Linked DNA regions of Homo sapiens: all the other regions are linked to region 1. Evidence: chromatin loops called from intact Hi-C (ENCODE). Cell type or tissue: Caco-2. All regions are shown on one strand.

The links. Hi-C counts contacts between places; a loop is a spot of excess contacts. Peaks named below come from ENCODE experiments on the same cell type or tissue, not always from the same donor. Only the 100,000 strongest peaks of a DNase experiment are listed, where the experiment ranks them.
Region 2: a loop joins it to region 1, with 4 times the contacts of the local background. A loop is called at or near these places in 4 of 110 quality-filtered maps.
Region 3: it touches region 1 in a loop (3-fold over the local background); 3 of 110 quality-filtered maps call a loop at or near these places.

Annotation. Positions count from the first base shown.
Region 1 is chr7:135,874,270-135,882,269 of GRCh38, forward strand. No RefSeq gene overlaps it. Among named protein-coding and RNA genes, the nearest start is that of MTPN, 99 kb to the right of the region's middle. RefSeq lists a silencer at 3,716-3,765. In Caco-2, no CTCF peak of the experiment used is centred here; a DNase peak (open chromatin) is centred at 3,762.
Region 2 is chr7:135,925,183-135,933,182 of GRCh38, forward strand. MTPN (myotrophin) reads right to left here. Exons shown (of 4, transcript NM_145808.4): 4 at 1,578-4,830. The coding sequence ends at 4,744. Among named protein-coding and RNA genes, the nearest start is that of MTPN, 48 kb to the right of the region's middle. In Caco-2, no CTCF peak of the experiment used is centred here; DNase peaks (open chromatin) are centred at 4,319 and 4,769.
Region 3 is chr7:136,005,247-136,013,246 of GRCh38, forward strand. It overlaps a transcript of LOC105375523 not described here. Among named protein-coding and RNA genes, the nearest start is that of MTPN, 32 kb to the left of the region's middle. In Caco-2, a CTCF peak has its summit at 4,418 (motif pointing left); no DNase peak of the experiment used is centred here; H3K27me3 peaks cover 115 bases.

The DNA.
Region 1 (8,000 bases):
CTTGATGGGGATGGCATTGAAACTATAAATTACCTTGGGCAGTATGGCCATTTTCATGATATTGATTCTTTCTACACATGAGCATGGAATGTTCTTCCATTTGTTTGTATCTTCTTTTATTTCCTTGAGCAGTGGTTTGTAGTTCTCCTTGAAGAGGTCCTTCACATCCCTTGTAAGTTGGTTTGTAGTTCTCCTTGAAGAGGTCCTTCACATCCCTTGTAAGTTGGATTCCTAGGTATTTTATTCTCTTTGAAGCAATTGTGAATGAGAGTTCACTCATGATTTGGCTCTCTGTTTGTCTGTTATTGGTGTGTAAGAATGCTTGTGATTTTTGTACATTGATTTTCTATCATGAGACTTTGCTGAAGTTGCTTATGAGCTTAAGGAGATTTTGGGCTGAGACAATGGGGTTTTCTAGATATACAATCATGTCGTCTGCAAACAGGGACAATTTGACTTCCTCTTTTCCTAGTTGAATACCCTTTATTTCCTTCTCCTGCCTAATTGCCCTGGCCAGAACTTCCAACACTATGTTGAATAGGAGTGGTGAGAGAGGGCATCCCTGTCTTGTGCCAGTTTTCAAAGGGAATGCTTCCAGTTTTTGCCCATTCAGTATGATATTGGCTGTGAGTCTGTCATAGATAGCTCTTATTATTTTGAGATACGTCCCATCAATCCCTAATTTATTGAGAGTTTTTAGCATGAAGGGTTGTTGAATTTTGTCAAAGGCCTTTTCTGCATCTATTGAGATAATCATGTGGTTTTTGTCTTTGGTTCTGTTTATATGCTGGATTACAAAAAACAGAATTTTTTAAAAATCATTTTTGATAGAGATTTTTCTTATTTTAAAGAACAGTTTTTAGATTGTTTATCTTCTCAATTGTCTCTTTGTTCTCTATTTTAATATTCTCTGTCATTTACTTTCTTCTCTCCTTCTTTTACTTGCTCTTTAATTTTTAATTTTCAATCTTTTTCTTATTTGTTTCAATCTGGATGCATGTACTTAAAGTTCTAAATTGCTCTCTAAGTACAACCTACACTGCACTCAGAAATTTTCTATTTTAATATTCTCTGTTCTTATTTACTTTCTTCTCTCATTCTTTTACTAACTCTTTGAGTTAATTTTTAATTTTCAATCTTTTTCTTATTTGCTTTGATCTTGATGAATGTACTTAAAGTTCTGAATTGCTCTCTAAGTACAACCTACACTGCACTCAGAAGTTTTTATATACAATATTTTCATTGCAGTTTATATGAAAAGATTTTATGATTTCATTATTATGTCTTCAACGTATGCCTGATTTAAGAGTACATTTTAAGTTTTCAAACATAGGAGCTGTTGTTTTTTAAGACTACCTTGGGCCTTAAAAGAAGTCTCAGCATATTTAAAAGGATTGAGATCATATAGAACATGCTCTGCAATCCAGCATAAATTGAGCAAAAAAAAAAAAAAAAAAGACAACAGAAAAAGACTCAAAATCTCTTATGTTTGGAGATCAAAAATACTCTCACAAATAATTCCTGTAGCAAAGAAAATGACAATGGAACTGGATCATAATGAACATATGACAGATCAAAACTTGTAGGATGCAGTTTAAGGACTTAAAGATAAATTATAACATTAAAATGCACATATTCTAAAATAAGGGTGAAAATCAATACACTACCTAATCACCCTTCTCAAGATGATTGGAAGCAGCAGTGGCGGCAACAAATAAGAATCTTCATTAAGATGCCTACGGGGTCGTCTTCAATGAGGGTTTGTATTTATTTCTGCTCGCTTTGCTTTCATATCTAGAGTTTTATGATTTTGCTCCTGCCTTCATCTGACCTCTCAGGCTCTTAGTCCAGGTTGAAGTCTTAGGATGGTATTTTGGGGTTCCCACTCCATGGAAATATTGGGCATGATACAAACCAGTGGCTTAATTCCTGATCATGAGGCTCTAGTTTCATCTCAGGCAGCAGATTGGTACCTTTGTTTCTTGGCCTTTTTTCATGAGCCTGGAACCCAAGTCCTCTTCTTGCCCCTGATTCCAACAGTGAAGCACAGGTCATTTTTTTTCTGTTATAGGCTGAATGTTTGTGTCCCTCCAAAATTCATATGTTGAAGCCCTAACCCCTAGTATGGCTATATTTGTAGTTAAGATTAATTGAGGTCATAATGGTGGGGCCCTTATAAAAAGAGACAGCAGAGAGCTTGTGTTCTCTCTTTCAACCCCGGCATGAGTGCATAGGAAAGGCCATGTGATGACATGGTACAGAAGGCGGCTGTGTGCAAGCCAGAGGAAGAGCCCTTACCAGACACTGACCCCTGCCAGACTTGATCTGGGACTTTCAGTCTTCATAGCTGTGAAGAGATACATGTTTAAGCTACCTATATGGTATTTTGTTACAGCAGCCCAAGGAGACTGAGACACCTTCCTTTGAGAGACGGAGCCATTTGCCACCCCTCCTGCTTTTGGGCTTCGTAGCCTGTATCTTCTGTCCTCAGCCCTGATCACTTTGCATTGCAACAGCTCCATAGAGACATTTATCTTATTTTTGAATCTATGATTTCTAGTTTTTTTCTTCTTGCATAGTTTGTCTATTGTCAGGTGAGCTAGGGGGTATATCATAGTGTGAGCATACTGTTTGAGATCCTAGTGTTTTTCAGTAAGGAAGAATCACAAGGAGACAGATGTACCATTAAATTTGCCCTAGAAATCGGTAAGTGTCAAAGGCCTGACTAAATTGCTTTTTTTTTTTTCCTTGTAGGGATAAGTATTTAGAATCAACTGGTTACTGCTTCATAGTTACTAATTCGCCTGAGGCTTCTCTACTGACCTGTGCTTTCCAGACTGTCCTTGGGGAGGGCTGTCAGCCATGTTTTCACTGGGGGATGAAACACCCCCTAGTCTACTGATACCAGCGTCTCTCCAAACTTAGCTCACTCTGGCTCTTTGTGTTTTTCCACCCATGTGACCTACACCTCCAGGCTTCACCTGGCCAAGCAAACATGGCTAAGTTGCATCTTTTCTGTGCACAGAAATGAGATGTAAGTTGGGCAACAAACCCACAGTGATATATTTGTTTGCAAACGTGTTAAAAGATGCTCCTAGACATGATATGGAACTCTTGGTTTTCTCTTGCTGCTCACTCCATGGTGACTGTTTAGCTTGGAGAGGCAAACTTATTTGCAGGCTCTATAACATTGTTGATATGGAGACTTTTCCTAACATTGCCTCTTTATATTTCTCATTGCTATAGGATTATATAGTTGCATCTGTGGGTTTCAGCGTGTGGCGTTAAAGTTTAACAAACCAAGAAGCAAATGGAACAAATGACTGCAGATGCATTTCTCGTGGCTTTAAGGGGGCTGTGTAGTAAGATTGAAATATGATGGGCTTTGAGGTGGTTCAAATCTCATTCATGTACCCATTAACTGTGTGACCTTGGACAAGGTCTGTGGGCTTAACTTTTGTGAGCACACCTATACAAAGAATACTACAATGCATATTCACAAGGTTAGTGTGAGAGTTAAATACATGGAAAGCACCCAGCCTGTGCCTGGAGGTGCTCAGAATATATTCGTTTCCTTCCCTCCTTTCTCTGATTATTCAGCTAGTTGCCAGACTCTAGCAAAGTCGCCCCACCTCACTGCACCTTGTCTTTCTAGTGTTCCGTGAAAAACATGCAAAGTCAGTGGTTTGGCGACTCAGATGTTCTTCTAACTCTGTAATGCTGGGAGTCTGTGATGCAACAGCTGCTGTTCAGGCTACTTAGGCAGTTTTTCTGGTTTGTCCATCCTCCCCGCCATGCCCATCCCTGCCATGATTAATTGCTTGGCTAAGGAGTCATGCAGCTGTTTATGACTAGGTTGATTAGGGGAAAAGTAAAGATCATTTTTAAAAGCCTTAAAGGGACAATAGAGTGGCTTAGAACCTGCCAGAATAGGGGGTGAAATTTGAAGTTGCTGAACACACCAATGGGAACAATCCCTTTTCCATCTGAGAAGGCTGACTGCGTGACTGCGTTTCTGCTCTTAGAAAATTCACTGCAAGGAAAAGGGTAAAGAGTGGATTTGCTGGCTCAGGCAATTTTAAACCCTGGAAAAGCTATAGAAAAGCTTTCCTTTGACACCATCCCACCTCCTATTTTTGTGTCGTTTCTTTCCTTCCCTTCATTCTGTCCTGTGTGGTATCCCATAGACCTGACTTCCCCATTTCTCACAAAATCTACCTCTTCTTCCCGCAGATCAAGTGCTGTCTTGGTACCTGACTGTCAGAAGGCTGACAGGGGAAAATAGGTTTGAGAAATCAATTCAGAAGCAGGCTTCTCTCTATAAGGTTATGTGCAAACTCTTCTAGGGGCCTTTGCACGCTAAAGGAATTGCTTCTTAATGTAATCATACATTTAATTGGGTTAGGTTATTCTATGCAAATTGTAAAAAGAATTAATGGTACAATGTGACTGCCTTAAGAAGCTGTATAATTTCAGGCTTCATTAATATGAACACATACCAAGGAGGAGGTGTAAATCCCAATCTGACTCCATGGGGATCAGGCTTCCTGGGGTCTTTACATGTAGTTCTGGGCTTCTCTCTTTAAGAGGCACCTAGACATAATGGGATACATTTGGTTCAGGGAAGAGTGAAGAGCAGAGGGAGGTCTACCTTCCACTCTCAAGTGGAATGCCTTTTAGGAAAGGGGAAGACCTCTTCAATAGCATGGTGCCAAGAGGAAGAAATAGGAACAATGGGTGAAAAGTACAGGGACTTTTTTTGCCCAGTATGAAGATGGCAATGTTTGAGTCAGAGCTGCCCAAAGATGCCATGGGCTGTCAGGGGGCAGCTCTCAAGGAGATTCCAGCCCATATGAGTGACCAGACCTGTTCTCCTTTCCATCTCTTCCAGCCCAGATCACCAAGGCTCTCCAAGAGTGAAACCCCAGGGATCATTCTGTGGCTGGAGATGATTCTTGGAGTGGGGAAAATTTCCTCCCAGGGATTTGCATCATATTCCCCAGGCAGGTACAAAGCTGAGCCCTGGACAGAGCTGGTATTATTCAGATGAGAAGAAATAAGTGATTTCCAGGGGCCAAGGCTTTATTTCTCACATTGACATAACATTCCAGCTGTGGGAAATAGACATTTCACTGATTTACTGTGGTGGTAGCTCTCTGCAGCTCCTGAATGCTTATGGGTATGAATCATTTTTTATTTTGTCTCTATGGACTGAATCCCTAGCAAGATAAGGAGGCATTTTGCCAAATCCAGATATGCTGTTTAGGTGATGGAATACATTTAAATTTTTTGAGGATTAAATTAATTTTTCTGACCTAGATAATCCCTCTCTTCCAAAGAAAACTATTCTGGAAGATTTATAGAAGGTATTCAAGGATATTTGGATCTTAGGCAAGTTTGACTTAATCTTACCTGTTCTAGTAGAGCTTTAGGAATTACATTTTCTATAAACTAACAAGAAATGAGAGAAAGTAGTACTTGATATACACTTTTGACTCTCTCACATCCCAGAAACTTAAAGACCAGCAGTTTTATGAGCTGTATTTTATAAGCTCTGTATATCCAATTGTGTTCCTTTCTTCTTTCTTTATATTTTAAAATTAGAATTCTTTCCTTTCAGAATCAAAATTGGTGTTCAATAAATCATTATTTACAACAATGCTATACAAAGCTTTCTAAATTGCTAATGACTCAAATAAATGATAGTACAGCAAGTATATAAAATCAAATATGTAGATAAATCACAACTTTAAAATTCCCACTTTTCTGCTGTCCCTGAGGACTGTAAATAATACTGCCATAACAAAATACCATAGGTTGCATGACTTAAACAACAGGGATTTATTTCTCAGAGTTTTGTGGGCTGGAAGTCTGAGATCAGGGTGTCAGCATGGTTGGGTTCAGGTGGAGGCCTTCTTCCTGGGTTGTAGGTGGCAATGATCTCATTGTGTCTTCACATGATGACTTCTCCTCTTTGTGTGCATACAGAGGTACAGAGAGAGAGAGAGAAGAGAGAGGGCTTTGGGCGAAGGAGTGAACACACAGTGTCTCCTCTTAGAAGGGTGCTAATCTCATCAGACCAAGGCCCTGCCCTCGTGGCATCATCTAACCCTAATTACTTTCCAAAGGCCCCATCTCCAATACCATCACTCTAGGGGTTAGGCCTACAACATAGGAATTTTGGGAGGACACAAATATTCAGTCCATAGTACTTGGCATTCAGTAGTGCTTTTAAATGGAAGTACATTTAGTAATCAAACTGATTAAACGTATTTTTAAAAGGACCTATGTATAAGACATCTTATTCAGCAGTGTTTTGTATTTCTTCTTGTAGAGACCTTTCACCTCCTTGTTTAGCCGTATTCCCAGGCACTTCATTTTCTTTGTGGCTATTGTAAGTGGGATTGTGTTCTTGATTTCACTCTCAGCCTGGATATTGCTGGTGTGTAGAAATGCTGATCTTTTAAATTGATTTTGTATCTTGAGATTTTATTAAAGTTGTTTATCAATTCGATGAGCCCTTTGGCAGTCTTTAGGATTTTCTAGGTATAGAATCATATCATGAGCAAAGATAGTTTGACTTCTTTTCCTATTTGGATGCCTTTTATTTCTTTCTCTTGCCTGATTGCTCTGGCTAGGACTTCTAGTACTATGTTGGATAGGAGTGGTGAGACTGGGCATCCTTGTCTTCTTCCAGTTCTCAAAGGGAATGGTTTGAGCTTTTGCCCATTCAGTATGATGTTGGCTGTGGGTTTGTCATAGATGGCTCTTACGATTTTGAGGTACGTTCCTTCAATGCCTTGCCTGTTGAGGTTTTTTTTTGTCATGAGGGAATGTTGCATCTTACTGAAAGCTTTGTCTGCTAAAAGAAATCAGAGATGACACAAATAAATGGAAAAAATATTCCTTGCTCATGGATTGAAAGAATCAATATCATAAGAATGGCCACATTGCCCAAAACAATTTTCAGATTCAATGCTACTCCTATCAAACTATCAATGTGATTTCTCACAGAATTAGAAAAAACTATTCTAAAATTCATATGGAACCAAAAAAGAGCCCAAATAGCCAAAGCAATCCTAAGCTAAAAAAACAAAGCCAGAGGCATCACACTACCTAACTTCAAAGAATACCCTAAAGCCACAGTACCCAAAACAGCTTTGTACTGTTACAAAAACACATAGGCCAATGGAACAGAATAGAAAACTCAGAAATAAAGCCATACCTATGACCATCTAATCTTTGACAAGGCCAGCAAAAACAAGGAATGGTCAAAGGACTCCCTTTTCAATAAATGGTGCTGGAATAACTGGCTAGCCATATGCAGAAGATTAAGGCTGGAACCCTGTCTTTCACCATATACAAAAATTAACTCAGGCCCGGCTTGGTGGCTTACACCTGTAATCCCAGCAATTTGGGAGACTGAGGTGGGAGGACTGCTTGAGCCCAGGAGTTTGAGACCATCTAGGGCAACATAGCGAGAGCCCTTTTTAAAAACAACAACAAAAACAAAGACAAAACCCTCAAAATGTAAGACTCAAATTATAGAAATCCTGGAGGACAACCTAGGAAATATTCTTCTTGACATTGGCCTTGGCAAAGAATTTTTGGCTAAGTCCCCCAATGCAATTGCAACAAAAACAAAAATACAAGTGGGACCTAATTAAAGTAAAAAGCTTCTTTCTGCACAGCAAAAGAAACCATCAACAGAGTAAACAGACAACTTACAGAATGGGAGAAAATATTCACAAACTATGCATCCAACAAAGGCCTAATATCCAGAATCTATAGGGAGCATAAACAAATCAACAAGCGAACACCAAATAATCCCATTAAAAAATGGACGAAGGACATGAACAGTTACTTCTCAAAAGAAGACATACAAGCTGTCAACAAATATATAAAAAATGCTCATCATCACTAATCATCAAAGAAATGCAAATCAAAACCACAATGAGATACCATCCCATGCTGGTCAGAATGGCTATTATTAAAAAGTC
Region 2 (8,000 bases), 51 kb after region 1:
AAGATTTTCCTGGACATCTGGAGCTTCAAAACTTGGCCAGTTTTGCTACATTTCACATGTTAAAGGCTTCCATTTACTTTCTCTTTAGGAAGTCATGCCTGATGGCATCTATTTATAGGCTATTTGACTGTTTCTTGCTCTTATGGTCTTATTCAATGGTCCTCAAACTTCAGCACGCATCAGAATCACCTAGAGGGCTTGTTACAACATAGACTGTTGGGTCCAGCCCGAGTTTGATTCAGTAGGTCTTGGCTAGCGTCCAAAAGCTTGCATTTTTATCAAGCTTCCAGGTTATGGCAATGCTGTTGGTGTAGAGACCACATTTTGAGAATCACTGATGCTACAGAAAGAGAAAAAAAAAAATCTTATGGTGGTCTGGTATACTGTGCTGCATGAAAAGTCCTATGACAGCTATTCTCTAATGGCAAACTAATTTCCCTCTAAGCTCCTTCTTTCCACCAGGTGTGTGCCTTCCATCCACATATGCTGGTCTGTTCTTCAATCATTATATAAGGGGACTCTATTCCCTTTAAAATGTATTTAACCAGATTTAAACTTTCTTTACAGACCCCAATTCTTTTTTTCAGAGTGGGTCTCGCTTTGTCGCCTAGACTGGAGTGCAGTGGCACAAACACAGCTCACTCACTGTAGCCTCAAACCTCTCAGTCTCAAGCAATCCTCCCACCTCAGCCTCCCAAGTAGCTGGGTCTACAGGCACTTGCCACCATACCCAGCTAATTGTTTTTTAATTTTTTGTAGAGACTCAGTCTCCCTCTGTTGCCCAGGTTGGTCTCGAACTCCTGGGCTCAAGTGATCTTCCTTGCCTCAGCCTCCCAAAGTGCTGGGATTACAGGCGTGAGCCACTGCGCCGGTCCTAGATTCCAATTCTTAAAATGAGAACTTAAAAAAATTTCTGTAATCACTTCCACCTAAAGCCGTACATGGTCCCCATTTATACTTCAGTCAACAATGTGAAAGTTCTAAAATACAGCTTTTGCTGTAACTTAGTATCTGCACATATATATTTTTTTTCTATCACTAAAAGTAAACTGCAATAGTCTTCTGGTGCTAACAAGATTACAACACAATCAAACTGATTTTGTATTTAATTTTGTTCAGTTTTAAGGTTCAAAGTGATCACTCATCCTGAAAATTACACTCTAAAAAAGTGCTCGTAGTTGAGTTTGGGAAATGCAGATCTCCAAGAAATGTGGAGCAACTTAGATGAGCAATGAAAGGATCAGAGGTTTAACCACGACTCCATTTTCTTCAAGCCCCCTGAAGATCCTGACGATCTGGGATGTGCTGGCTACACCCTGCTCCCCGTCAACCAGGAGCGTTACTGAAGTTACAGTAAAACAATGTCAGGAGACTGACACAAAAGCAAATCCTTTCAAAGACTGGTAAGGTTTATTTCAATTAAATCTTTATGTTTTATTTTCCCTCCACTCATTTTTTTCTAGAAGTGGGATAAGATTAACTAAATGTTTGAGTCAATCAAGCTTCTGGTATAGTTGTAGAGATGACTACAAAAGGAAGGTGATAATAACTGAGAAAAATGCTGCTGACACATTAGCTGTAGCACAATTCAAGTTTATTCCATTTGTTCTTGCAACACAAAACTTAAAACACAGTATTATTTAGCATTCGGATGTACATGAACTAGGATACTTATGAGAAACCCAACTGCGTCAAAAGTATGACATTGTGGAAAAAATGAACTCAAATATATCAAAATGCACAAAGCACTAGTCTTCCTCCATTACCGCTTAGAAAGATATGATTGTTTCTCCATTTACAAAATAGAATCAGGACAATTTAAATTTTTTATATTTTGCATGCAAAACACTGCAATTGCTTATTTATGTAGGAGGGCACTCTCACCAGCTTCTTCTATACACAATTGAGTATACAATATTGCATGGAAGAAAACAGCAGCTCAACTGAAATATTAGAAAAAAAAATCAAACAGATACATACAGATTTAAAATCCAGTACTTGGGAAAAGATATCAATGAATAAAAGGCCTACTTGTTTGCAGCTTCCACACACTGCACCTACCTACTACCTCTCTTCCATGCTTAACTGGGTTTAGAAAGGTGAGCTATGCGTAGAAGAACTACTTGGGATATTCAAGTGCTGTATTTGAACGATAAGCCTATAGATAACAGTCTGAAGCTGCAAGGGAGACTTTGTTAGTACACTACTATAAACAGGTAAACTACCTGTTTGTACTTGATATAGTGCATATGAAATGACTGATTTAATACAAAACTACAGAACATGCAAAATTTTTTCTGAGATGTTAAGTATTACTTCAGTGGAGAACAAAACTTACTTAACCTTTCGCTAATGCATGTAGTACCAGAAAGCAAACATGGTTTTAGCTTCCTTTACTCAAAATATGAACATTAAGTGTTGTGAATTTGTCTGCCAAGTGGTTCAGAAATACATTATAAATAACCTAGTTAAAAAAAGAAACTGTGAACCATCTTGGTCAGTCTATTCTATTCTATGTTTATATGTTATTTTCTCAAGCAATCGCTTCATAATTATAGGGTTTACAAAAAGGTCGAGAAAGAAAAGCGAAGGCGAAATAGCCTCTACTGCATTACAAGCAACATCAGGATAAACTGTACAAAGAATCACATGGTTTCCATACCATGAATGTAGAAAGCAGACCAGGTTTAGGAATGATAGGACAATGCACTCTCTGCAATAGCCAACTACAACAAAACACTTTGAAAGTAAAGGTGAAAATTATATAAAGGGAAAAATTCAAGCCTTTAAATAGCATTATGTCAAGAGGTGAAAACAAAGGTATCAAAACACCCTGTTGCACTACGTTGATAGTTATAGACTGATAGAGTGCCCTCCATTTTCAATGAGGATGTCTCCATATTTTAGTTCAGTGATGTAATAAAGTACTGATTACTGATTTTTAACCCAACTCTTAATAGGCTGCATTAAGACAGCAAAATTAGCCAAATACAACAAAGTATTTAAACCACTACTTTGTGATTGTTTTCTTGGATGTAGGAAAATTACAGGGTTAGGCTAGTTGTAAGTGAAAAAGCCACAGGATTAAAAAAAGGACTCATGGGGAAAAATACACACACACACCCACACACACCTATACACCCACACACCCACATGCCAACCAACCAACCAACCAGCAACTGATCAGTAAAACTTGTTATTAACCAGGGTGACTGTTCTTGATAATAGATTAACCCTGCTGTAGAATGCTATGTTGCCTTTAAAAACCAATTCAATTATTATCCACAATCTGAGTATCAGTCCCTAACCCACCCTCCCCTAAAAATTTGAGGTACATTCAATTATTGCATGACTTGGTCTTAATATTTTTAGCAAGCTTATATGGATGGCAAGTCAAAGGAATCTTAATATTTTAAATGTAAGATATAAAATTTAAGCTTATATATTTTAATTAGCTGTACTGCTCATGAAATAAATATTTGGAAATATGTGTAAATATTTTCTGCAGGTCATAAGAACACCATTTTAGGGCACTGTATTCCAAGAACAGAGAATACATTTTGAAGTTGTCACACTTTATGTAATGCATGATTTATAAAAGCAACAAAAATATATTATGCAGGTGGGTTGGCATATGTTCAGCAGAAGCCTATCAACAACTCTGGGAAACCTGGTTACAAGTGTATTTTTGAAGGGATGGGGCTAAATTTGTCCAAACAGTAAATCTCACCCCAGTGATAGCTTTGGTGCAGTAAGTAATCAGCCTCCAAGATGGGTCTGAGAGAGGCATTTCAAAGAATGTTCCTTAATTCTCAACACATAACCAAGGTCAATCCATTCAAACAGCAAATAAAGAAAATCCATAGGTACTAAGATAACTGTTCTCTCTTCATATGATACTAACAGGCTTATGGCTATGATTCTATTTTTAAATCCCCTTTTACTACCAGCAGGAGTTTGAAAGTGTTTCAATGCTATATAAATGTATGAATCTAGAGGAGAAAAAAATATGCATACTGGAATGGTTTCTCCTTTAGACTTCCAAAACTTAAGATTTTATAAATAAAACTAGTCAGTTTTATCTAAAGAGACATGAAATCCATGTGAAAGGGGAGAGAAAATCCAAAGTTCAGTCATCCAGCAATTTAGGAGTGTGCCCCTCCTCACCTTAACTAAGCTTTCACATAAAGCTTAAAGTCACCGAGGAAAGATTTGGTCACCAACCTTATAGGCAGCGCTCTTAACTATGCCAGGAAATCCCCAGTAGAGTGCATTCTTAAGGCAGAAGGCTAGAGCTAATTGCTTATCTCAGCACCCTAAGTTTACATCACAGCAGCCACTACTGCTCAGACAGTTAGGGCTACCAAATATGTAGAGTTGGCCTTTGTAGAATCAGACCTTCAACACAATCTAATAAATTAGCTAGGGAGCTGAAAAGGTCAAATGTTACTGGTGTATTTTGTCTTTGCTCTCCCTTGGGTATAAGGTGTATATTTTATTAGAAAGGGAAGAGGCTTACTTGATCAGGAATCCCAGTAAAAGCCTGATCATGGTTCCTTTTGCCCCTCCTCCAAAACAATTTTTTTTTTCTGGTAGTCGGATTTGTTATGAATTTCTCTCTCCCCTCACCCCTCTTAAAGTATTTAGCTGAAGAAGCTGGCAGATAGAGAGTGACAGACAGACAGGCAGCAGTGTGAGGCCACAGGAGAGTCATTCTTCCGGAGTTATCAGTCCATCCATCCATCACTGGAGAAGAGCTTTGATTGCCTGGTTGTCAGTGGCTTCAAAGGCGGTCAGTCCATCTGGGCCTTTCACAGTCTTATCAGCACCCTGGAAAAGAGAGGAAAGGGCTCATTAAATGAGCCCACAACTGGGGGAAGGGAATGTAAGACTAGCTCACATGGCACAGGTTAATGTTTACATCAAGAATTAAAAATTCCTTTACTAGTGGAGTCTATTCTACTGCAGAAAAACAAACAAGTTGGCAACATTATGGATTAATTATAAAAATGCCACATTATTTTTCAGGCACTAAGAATTGTAACCCAGGCAATCACTGGCTTTTATTTATACTATCATGGATGAGATGATTAGGAAGAGCACGTTGAGCAAGTTAGATATATTTATCTAATTAGGCTTTAAAAATAATATCCCTATGTGCAGTATGAAACGGGGAAAAAGTAAATCACTTTGCTAAAGTATTCCTGTGACAAATTATTTTTTTCTTATTTGAAACACTTTTTGTAGAGTGCATTCAGTATTATATACATCAAGAACAAATACTGTATTCGTCATTTTACTTGTAAAAACTTCGCAGTAAATGCCTGAGATGCGGACTATAAGAAGGTTCCCTGCGATATTGTAGGGAAATATTCAGTGCAGACACCAGACTGCTCTGAACGCTTAACTTGGAGAGTGCTGCCTTGGAACATTTTATCTGCAACGCGGCATTCTGGTTTTGAGAGTGTGTATGTGCCCTTTTGTGCCTGTATGTTGTTTCATCTGTCTACCCTTTCTGGATGAAAGCTCCATGGGAGCAGTAATTCACCACTGTACTCCAGCACTTGGAAAAGTGCCTAGGTGCATGGTAGGTTAATCTGCTCCCAAACCAGGTCTGATTCTTAACTCCCAGAGACAACATCCTACCATCTGAGGGTTCTGTTTACCAGCTCTAGCTCCAGCCAGTATTTATTCACCACACATTCTCTAGAGTCCTGACCCACTCCCCTTGCCAAATCTCACACATTCTTCTGCTTGTTCCTGACACCTACAGAATTGTTTAAACTTGGCACATATGGTCCTTTAGAGGCTAACGCTGGTCAGCTTTACCAGTCTCTTCTCCAGTTAACCGCTCCATGCTCTAATCCTACAGAATTTCTCACCAGTTCCTGCTGTGTTTCATGCCTTTATCCATGCGGGCTCTAGATGGGATGCCTTATCCTCTTCTCTGGCAAATCCACCCATTCACTCAACAAATATTTACTGAATGTTTAATATGCGCATACTGTGTAAAGGACTGGAGAATCAAAGAAAAATAAGACAAGAGTCTGCCAGTCTGGCTGGTATGAGAGTCAGACAACTCAGCCAACACAACACTATGGGAAGAGAACAGTAACAGGGATGAGTGGCCCATAATCAGAACAGGATGTGGCAGGAGGGCGTTTTAAGGGAGAAAGTCTTCCGGGATGAGGTAAAATGCCTGAGCTGAGTCTTGACAAGGAAGTACAGGCTGATTAGGTAAACCAGGGAGGAGATGACATTTTAGGAAGTGTTAAATGATCACAAAGTCCTCCTCAGTATTATTATAAAAGTCTCTATTTCCTCATTTTCTAAATGAATTTAACTGCTTCATGGAAGACATGGAATTCAGGGTCAAGTGGGAGAGACGTCAGTGCGTGAGAACTTCAGTGCTGTGAGTCCCGCCACAATGGTTAAGGGATAACTGTATTCAAAAAAGTTATTTCTTATTCATTTTGATGGCTACTTTTATGACTAGCATTATCAACTATAATTCTGCATTAACAGTTACATATTATAGTGAACTTCTGTTGCTTTTTAGCTCTCAGAGTTTATTTCCCTCCATTTGATGGCAGCACCCTAATTTCATCTTGGGGAATCATTTGTCCCCTCTTGCTTTTTAAAATTTTAATTCTTAATTATTATGGGTACATAACAGTTATATATATAGATGGGGTATGTGATGTTTTGATACAGGCATACAATATGTAATGATCAAATCAGGGCCCTTATCATTTCTTTGTGTTAGAACATTCTAATTCTGCTCTTTTACTTATTTTAAATTACACAGTAAATTGTTAACAAATGTGAACAGTAAGTTGTTCACAACAGTTAACAATTTACTGTAGCCCTGTTGTGCTACCAAATACTAGATCATATTCATTGTAACTGTATTTCTGTTCCCCTTAACCATTCCCAGGGTCCTCTATAGTCCTGGGATTATAAAACCGAGATGCTTATTTTCCTCACCAAATTTCAAAGATTTGAAAGCGGAATACTCTCTCCTAGATTTTGAATCCTGATTGAAGAGATCAAAAGAGAATATAAGAAGTTAGAACTCATTTCTGGGGCACCACCTCGATGAAAAAGCTGACAAGTTCCTGCTACCCAGAGCCCTGCAGTTGCCACAGCTCAATCTCTTCTCAACCTGGTGCCCAGCTTTTCCTGTTGATTCTGCAACTAGGCCAGTCATCTTTTCAAAAATTCCTTTTCTGCTTGTTGACTATCTCTGCTATTTGCAACCAGAAGTATTTAGATAAAATATTTTTAAAATGTATATGTCACCTTTTTCCTAATTATGATGCAAACTTATCGCAGAAAACTCGTAATTCTATACATTAGATACAACTAATGTTAACATCTTAGTGTTTCCTTCTACTCTTCTATTCTAAATATATATACATATATACTTCTTTAAAAATAGTTGAGTAATTAGAAGTAGAGTGACTATATTTATATCAGACAAAAGAAGCCTTAAGATAAAAAAAATTACTAGAGACAAAGAGGGACATTTCATAATGATAAAAGGTTCACAATTCAAACATGTAATTTAAAAATTTCATTTGTAATACCATCAAAAGGGATACAATACTGAAGAATAAATTTAGGGCCAGGCGCAGTGGCTCACAGCTGTAATCCCAGCACTCTGGGAGGCCTAGGCAGGTGGATCACCTGAGGCCAGGAGTTAGAGACCAGCCCGGCCAACATGGCAAAACCCCATCTCTACTAAAAACATAAAAATTAGCCTCATGTGATGGCACACGCCTGTAATCCTAGCTACTTCGGAGGCTAAGGCATGAGAATCACTTGAACCCAGGAGGCGGAGGTTGCAGTGAGCTGAGATGAGATCGTGATGCTGCACTCCAGCTTGGGCAACTGAGCAAGACTCACTCAGCCTCAAAAAAAAAAAAAAAAAAAAAAAAGATGAACCAGTTTTGAAGTAACTGAAGAATTTAAGTATATTTGGCCCTATCCCTTCCTTG
Region 3 (8,000 bases), 130 kb after region 1:
TAATAACAGAGTACGTGTAACTATATATAGAAATACTATGAAATGTGATTGTTAATTTTATTGCAATACTAGACTGTTGTGTTCATTATAGGAAAGAATGATCGAGTTTGAGGTGTAATGCTTTTAAAAATTCATTTTCCTTTTTCTATGACTATGCTTCCATTTCCCAATCTATTACTGATACTGAGAGTTTTAGCTGACTGAGGCCATTTAAAATAATATAATTTAGTCTTCCACCTTACTCTGAAACCCACACTGAAAACAAATATTTCTTAAAAAGCAATTACATTTATGTGCTTATTACCTGCCACATATATATTATAAAAGTTGATTGCTTTATGTAAGAGAAGTTAATCTGAAATCATTCTTAGCTAAATGTAATATTCTCTGTACTTGTTAAAACAAGCAAAATAAAATGGCAGGAGCAATATAGTTTAAGCATTTTTTTATTGTATGTTTGGCAAACTATGAAAATTAACATTTGGAAATTCTTTTGCTCTATTGAAACCTTGTTATTGCCTAGCCATGATAAAGGTAGAAATATGAAAATATTCTAGATTGTTACATTTTATGACTAAAGTACAAAATTATAGAAATAAATAGAAAGGTACACTTTGGGAGGCCGAGGCAGGTGGATCACAAGGTCAGGAGATCGAGACCATCCTGGCTAACACGATGAAACCCCGTCTCTACTAAAAATAAAAAAAAATAAAAAAAAATTAGCCAGGCGTGGTGGCAGGCGCCTGTAGTCCCAGCTACTCGGGAGGCTGAAGCAGGAGAATGGCGGGTGAACCCAGGAGGCGGAGCTTGCAGTGAGCTGAGATCGTGCCACTGCACTCCAGCCTGGGCGACAGAGCAAGACTCCGTCTCAAAAAAAAAAAGAAAGAAATAGAAAGGTAATAATAATAACAATATTTGTAGAGAATTTTGTAAAATATTTTTCACATCTGATATGGTTTGGCTGTGTCCTCACCCAAATCTCATCTTGAATTGTGGCTCCCATAATTCCCATGTGTTGTGGGAAGGACCCCATGGGAGGTAATTGAGTCATGAGGGGGGGTCTTTCTTGTGCTGTTCTCCTGATAGTGAATAGGTCTCACTAGATCTGATGGTTTTATAAAGAGGAGTTTCCTGCACATGCTCTCTCATTTCCCTCTTGCCTGCCACCATGTAAGACATGCCTTCCACCCGCCGCCATGATTGTGAGACCTCCCTCGTGGAACTGTGAGTCCACTAAACCTCTTTTTCTTTATAAATTACCCAGTCTTGGGTATGTCTTTATCAGCAGCATAAAAATGGACTAATACAACATATATTATTCTTATTTAATATGTAGAACAGCTTCAGGGAGTTGGTAATATTATTTTTATCCCAGAGTTGAGGGAGTAGAGTTTCAGAGAATAACATATGCACAGTAGTATCTGGTGAGGTTGAAGTTTTTTGACTTCAGCTCTGTAAAATTTCATTGCATGAAACCACCACTGTGCAGGAAAACTAATGGATTTGGATCTCAATATTGATTTTAAGGAGATTTTAGGATTTTCAAAAATAAATGTTAAGAAAGTGGGTATTTATATTTGGTTTGGTGTTTAAGGGAATTGTCAAAAGTGGAAAAGAGTCCTTTCCACCCCAGATAGTTTTTATTCTTTCCAGGTAGAAGACACAGAGCATCATCCAGATCCTCTCTTCCTTAGTGAGAGGCACACTCTGTAAAGAGTGGTGTTCAGCAGAAACTGTAGAGGCAGACCCGGAATCAAATCCCAGTTCTGCCATCTCTTCTTAGCTAAGTGGCCTTGGGTGAGTGAATTCACTTCTCTAAAACTCAGTTTCTTCATCTGAAGAATGCAGATCAGTAAAGTACCTATGTGAAAAGATTTGTTACAAACACAAAATAAAATAGTTTATGTAAGACACTCAGTAGATTGCACTAGGTATACAATGAACTATCATCTTTATGTCCCATGCCTTCAAAGACAGTAAATTGAGTATGCATGCAATATTTTAATGACTTATGCCTTAAGGATCTTAGTAAACTTAACATGCCCAAGTTTAAATTGGCATACGTGTTAAAACCTGACTTTTAAATTTTCTGAGGGTACTAATTCAAACATATTATTACATTGTTCCCATAAGTTAGCTAATTTTGACCCAGTGAATATGGTCCCTGTATGCCTGTGAAACTCTCTCCTGATACACTGACAGTAGGTGAGCCTGTGGCTGGTTTCTGCCTGAAAGGATGCATGATCCACATAGGTTGTTAGAGGCTCATGTTAAACTCTGAGCATCTGCCCATCTTGACATTCTGGCCTCCAATCTGGGGCTATTTTGAGAGAGTACTGAGCTGCTTGAAGTGTCATAAAGAGTTTCAGCAGGATTGAGGACAATAGATTAGTTTTTACCATGGTTAACTAGCTAAAACTAATTTTAGGAACTGGACATTGTTTGGAAATTATTGCAATGGGTATTTTTCACTCATTGATTTGCATAAACACATCCAAATAGTGTTTATTAATCGAAGCAATATTCATTGTTGACTCCTTGTGGATTTCTAGGTAGGCCTATCGTTTGAACCCAAAGATCCCTTATTGTTATTTCTCTAGAGACGGAGCACATATGCTTGATGACAAGGGCGAATTTTTAAGAGAACACTGAACTTCTAAGTATTTATTGATCCATCTGGACCCAGTTAATCCCGAGCCCAGTACCTGGAACTTGGGGTGGGAAGATGGTGGCATTTGGAATTTCTGGGTTGATTTGTATTGTTATCATATGGATGAAATGTCTTTTTTTTTTTCAGTTTGTGTGTTTTATATATACTTATTGTTTAGATTCAAGAACCGGCTAAACTGAAAAAGTCTTTAATGAGTTGAAATGGCATGAGAGACAGTTTGTCTTTTAGTTGCTCAGGGGTACTCTTTATTTTCTCATCCCTAGGTAGAATATGTTTTCTGAGGAATGAACATTCTTTGTATCTTTGTACATCCCACTGCACTCAATGCTTGTCAGATTTATCTGTAGTAACACCACATTTCGCATCAAATTTTAAGAGCTGGATGAAATGTAGTTAAGGATGTCAAGAGAAACTATAGCATTTAGAAAATGGCTGAAAAAATGAGGATGTTTTACTTAGAAAAGAGAACAGCATTTATGATGGTTATTCTTAAATAATTACAGTGCAGCTTTTTATATAAATCCAGACAACGAAACTAGAAACAATGAGAAGTTATCTTTGGGCCTGATGTAAGACTTTCATAATGCTGAGATTTTCTTATGAAAGAAATGGGTCCCTTTGAGGAGTGGAAGGCAGTCAGCTCTCTGTCACTGCATTGGATGACATCCTTTCATCCTTCAGCTACTGAAGTGACTTTCACTTTGGGCAGAAGATTGGATTGGTTGACTTCCCAAGATTCACTTTAACTCTAAGATGCTATGATTTCACAATCTTTAAAAACTGAGCCTAAAATATAAAATGTTTTGAGAACTTACTGTGTGACATGGACAAGTCCTGCATCCCCTCTGGGCTCTAGATGTCCAATCTGCAAAATGGAATGGCTGGGCACTAGATCAATAACATACATCCTCTGGCCTTTGAGTTGCATCGAACCTGAAATGTAGAGAAGAAAGACTGGAAGCTGCCATCATGCTTTACCTCTTGAATGTGCCCAGGTGTCGATGTTTTAGTGGTTTATTAAACAACATTTTCATTCACATTTTAAAGTTTATTAAAGTGGATGATCTAAGTTTTAAGACTTCTTTTCCCCCATAAGACACAATGATGTTATTTTCATTTGGAAGGAAAACAAACATGTGATCCGAAAAATTTTGATTTTTCTTAAATTGCTTCTTGAACCACCATTGTATTTGATGATGTTTTTAGTCCCTGCGTCTTGCATATTGTTTTTAATTCCCTCATCACTCTTAGAATAATAGATTCTAAGTCTAGAAATTTGAAATTGTTGGTCCAGTAAGCTTCTACCCCTCGATTAGTCACTGCTTTTTGGAACCCAGCATTGGCTGGAGCTGAGAAGGGGCTATCCAGGGAACAGAGACAATTTCTCTTCTAGTTGTAGGAAGGAGTACACTTCTCAGAGCACAAAGGAGAATAGAGTCAAAAGTAATGTGTACTCAAAGCCTTTTCGAAAGCACTTACCTTCTCAGCAACCAAAATCACCCCCTCCCCAAATGAATGTTCTAGGAACAACAACTTTTACTTAAAAAAAAAGATCATTTATAGTGGAGGTGGCCAAAAATGAAATACCAGATTCTAAGTTCCATGAGAACAAAGCCTTCACTACTATATTCCTAGAAAATATCACAAAGTCTGGCGATTAGTGAGAACTCATTTTGTTGAACGAGTAAATGAATGAAGGAACAAATAATTTTCCTAAACTTTCCCCTTCTGTACTTCTAATGGTGAGAGAGCCCCCTGCTGGAAGAATGAATATTACATTATGAATAGCAACATGCAGTTTACTGAAAATATTTCAATTAATCACTCTAGTTTCTAGACCAGGTCATGCCTTATTGGATAAAATCTTGTAAAAAGCTCTGTGAAGAATCACTGACTAGGAAAGGACTCAGTTGGCACTAATTGGATATATTGGAAATCAAACAACAGACTTTAAAACTGAACCTCACGCTCTGAAAATTCTGAATGATATTAAAAGCCTATAACTTACCCTGCATTTGGACATTGGTATTATAAATTATTATGGATATGTTAAATTAACGTTCCCTATTAGTTCTGTAAGTTGTTAGTAGATGACTATAGCCTGAGTACCAAATTGTGAATATGTAATATGAACAATATAAGCAACAGTAAGCATCACCTCAAATGAAACTGACAAGTTAATCTGATTTTTTTTTTTTTTTTTTTTTTTTTTGCTCTGTGGCTGAGGCTGGAGTGCAGTGGCACAATCTTGGTCAACTGCAACCTCCACCTCCCAGGTTCCAGTGATTCTCCTGCCTCAGCATCCTGAGTAGCTGGGACCACAGGCACACACCACCATGCCCAGCTAATTTTTATATTTTTAGTAGAGACAGGGTTTCACCACGTTGGCCAGGCTGGTCTTGAACTCCTGACCTCAAGTGATCCACCTGTCTAGGCGTCCCACAGTGCTGGGATTACAGGTGTGAGCCACTGTACCCTGCCAATCTGATGTTTATTGATACACACACACACACACACACACACATTCATGTGACAGAAAAATTATCTTTGTGCTGCTTAATAATTTGGTAAGTAATCAGTAGTTCATGAAAATTACTTGGTAGTATTTGTTACAGAGTTGGGACAAAATGTTAGCTTTTCTAGGAGTTCTTCAATAATGAAAATGATTTCCACTTTTCACCCATGTAGTTTAACAGATGCACACAAACACACTCAGTCTGTAACTGACTGCTCAATTTTTATAGCTCCCTCTGCACCTGTCTTCTGTCTTCCATTCCTTGTCCTCATTTCTACCTCGGGGTCTGCAGGCATCTGTATGTTTCTTACTTCTGTCCTGTTTTGGGTATCCTGGATGCTGGAGGGGCAAAAGGGAGACAGGGTCGAGGAGGTGAGAATGGACTTTCCGGAAAACCAGAACACTGCTACTACCCTTTGGAAGCAGGTTTGGGAAGGTGGTAGAAGGGTCTTAGGCAGCAGTGTACATCATGAGATAGGGGTGAGAATTCAGTAAGATGGTGTGCTGGATCCTGATGGCCTGGAGACATGGGTGTGACCAAGGAGAAGGAAGAGCTTGGAGGGAATGAATGGTAGAATGACTTTTCCTATGGAGTGGAGGAAGCAGTATTGGGTTGAAAACATCCAAAGTAGGAGTCAGACAACCAGGAGAGCTGCAGGCCCCATCACCAACTAGGAGCACTTCCTCTTGAATAAAAAAAACCCACAGGCAGAGGCCTTCAGCAAGCACTAAGTGGATACTCCAGGGCTTTTCAAACTTGACTGCATATTGAAATCACCTGAGAAGCATTAAAAAGTCTTGATGCTGCCTAGTCAGAGATTCTGACTTAATTGGTCCAGGGAGTTGGCTGGATAGTGGGCTGTTTTAAAGCTTCTCAGGTGACTCCAGGGTGCAGCCAATGCTGAGAATTGCTGGTCGGCACTCTGGGGAAACATGGAATTTTTAACTTCAGGTGAGGCATGCTATTATCTCTGGTTCTTAATGCATTCTTTTCTTGCTGTATATTATTCTTTTCCCCTTCATCACTGTGGTAGGCAGAATAATCACTCTCCCCTGAGCCCCAAAGACGTCCACTCCCTAATCCTTGGAACAAGAGAATATCTTACCTTATCTGGCAAAAGAGACTTTGCAGGTGTGATTAAATTAAGAATTTTGAGATGGGGAGGTTATTCTGGATTATCTGACTAACCTCAGGTGTAATCACAGGGTCCTTTTAAATAAAAGATGGGCTGACAAAAGCAGAAGTGAGGCGATTGCCGTCTTTGAAGATGGAAGGTGAACACGAGCCAGGGGTTGCTGGTGGCATCTAGAAGCAGGAAACGACAAAGAACGAATTTTCCTTTAGACCCTCCAAAAAGAACATAGCCCATGATTTAACACCATGATTTGCACTTGTTTTGGATCTCTGGCCTCCAGAACTGTAAGCAAATAAATTTGTGGTAATTTATTATAGCAGCAATAGAAAATTGATACCGTCACCAATCCCATTTTTATTTATTTATTTAGAGACGTAGTCCTGCTCTGTTGCCCAGGCTGGAGTGCAGTGGTGCTATCTCGGCTCACTCCAACCTCCTCCTCCCAGGTTCAAGGGATTCTCCTGACTCAGCCTCTAGAATAGCTGGGATTACAGGCATGCGCACCCATGCCCTGCTAATTTTTGTATTTTATTTTATTTTATTTCATTTCATTTATTTTTTGAGACAGAATCTCTCTCTGTTGCCCAGGCTGGAGTGCAGTGGTGTGGTCTTGGCTCACTGCAAGCTCCGCCTGGTGGGTTCACACAATTCTCTTGTCTCAGCCTCCCAAGTAGCTGGGACTACAGGCGCCTGCCACCATGCCCGGCTAACTTTTTGTATGTTTAGTAGAGAAGGGGTTTCACCGTGTTAGCTGGGACGGTCTTGATCTCCTGACCTCATGATCAGCAATTTTTGTATTTTTAGTAGATATGGGTTTCACCATGTTGGCCAGGCTGGTCTGGAATGCCTGATCTGAAGTGATCCGCCTGCCTTGGCCTCCCACAGTATTGGGATTACAGGCATGAATCACTGCGCCCAGCCTCCAATCCCAGTTTTACTACTTACCTCCTCCACCCCCGTAATCAGCCACTGTAAACGGATTATTGTATATACTGGAAATGCATGCATCCTTTAAAAATATACCTGATTTTTCTAAAGGAAATAAACTAATGTGATTATGGAGGCTTTTGCTAGGTTTCCCAGTTAGTTTCCCAAAATCTTTAACAGGAAACAAAGCGTTTCTCTTCTTAACTCTTATATTTGTCCGGAATTGGGGGGTTCTTGGTCTCACTGACTTCAAGAATGAAGCCGCGGACCCTCACGGTGAGTGTTACAGTTCTTAAAGGCGTTGGTGTCCGGAGTTTGTTCCTTCTGATGTTCGGATATGTTCGGAGTTTCTTCCTTCTTGTGGGTTCGTGGTCTTGCTGGCTTCAGGAGTGAAGCTGCAGACCTTCGCAGTGAGTGTTACAGCTCTTAAGGTGGCGCGTCTGGAGTTGTTCGTTCCTCCTGGTGGGTTCGTGGTCTCGCTGGCTTCAGGAGTGAAGCTGCAGACCATCAAGGTGAGTGTTACAGCTCATAAAGGCAGTGTGGACCCAAAGAGTGAGCAGCAGCAAAATTCATTGCAAAGAGCGAAAGAGCAAAGCTTCCATAGTGTGGAAGGGGACCCAAGCGTGTTCAGTAAAATAAGAACGAGGAAGTGTTGAGTTTATTTAATGTAACTAAAAAATTACTGTATGGGTGTGGGTATCATCAAACGCAAGCATAATTACTAATGGTGAAAAGTGCCTCAACTGAAAGT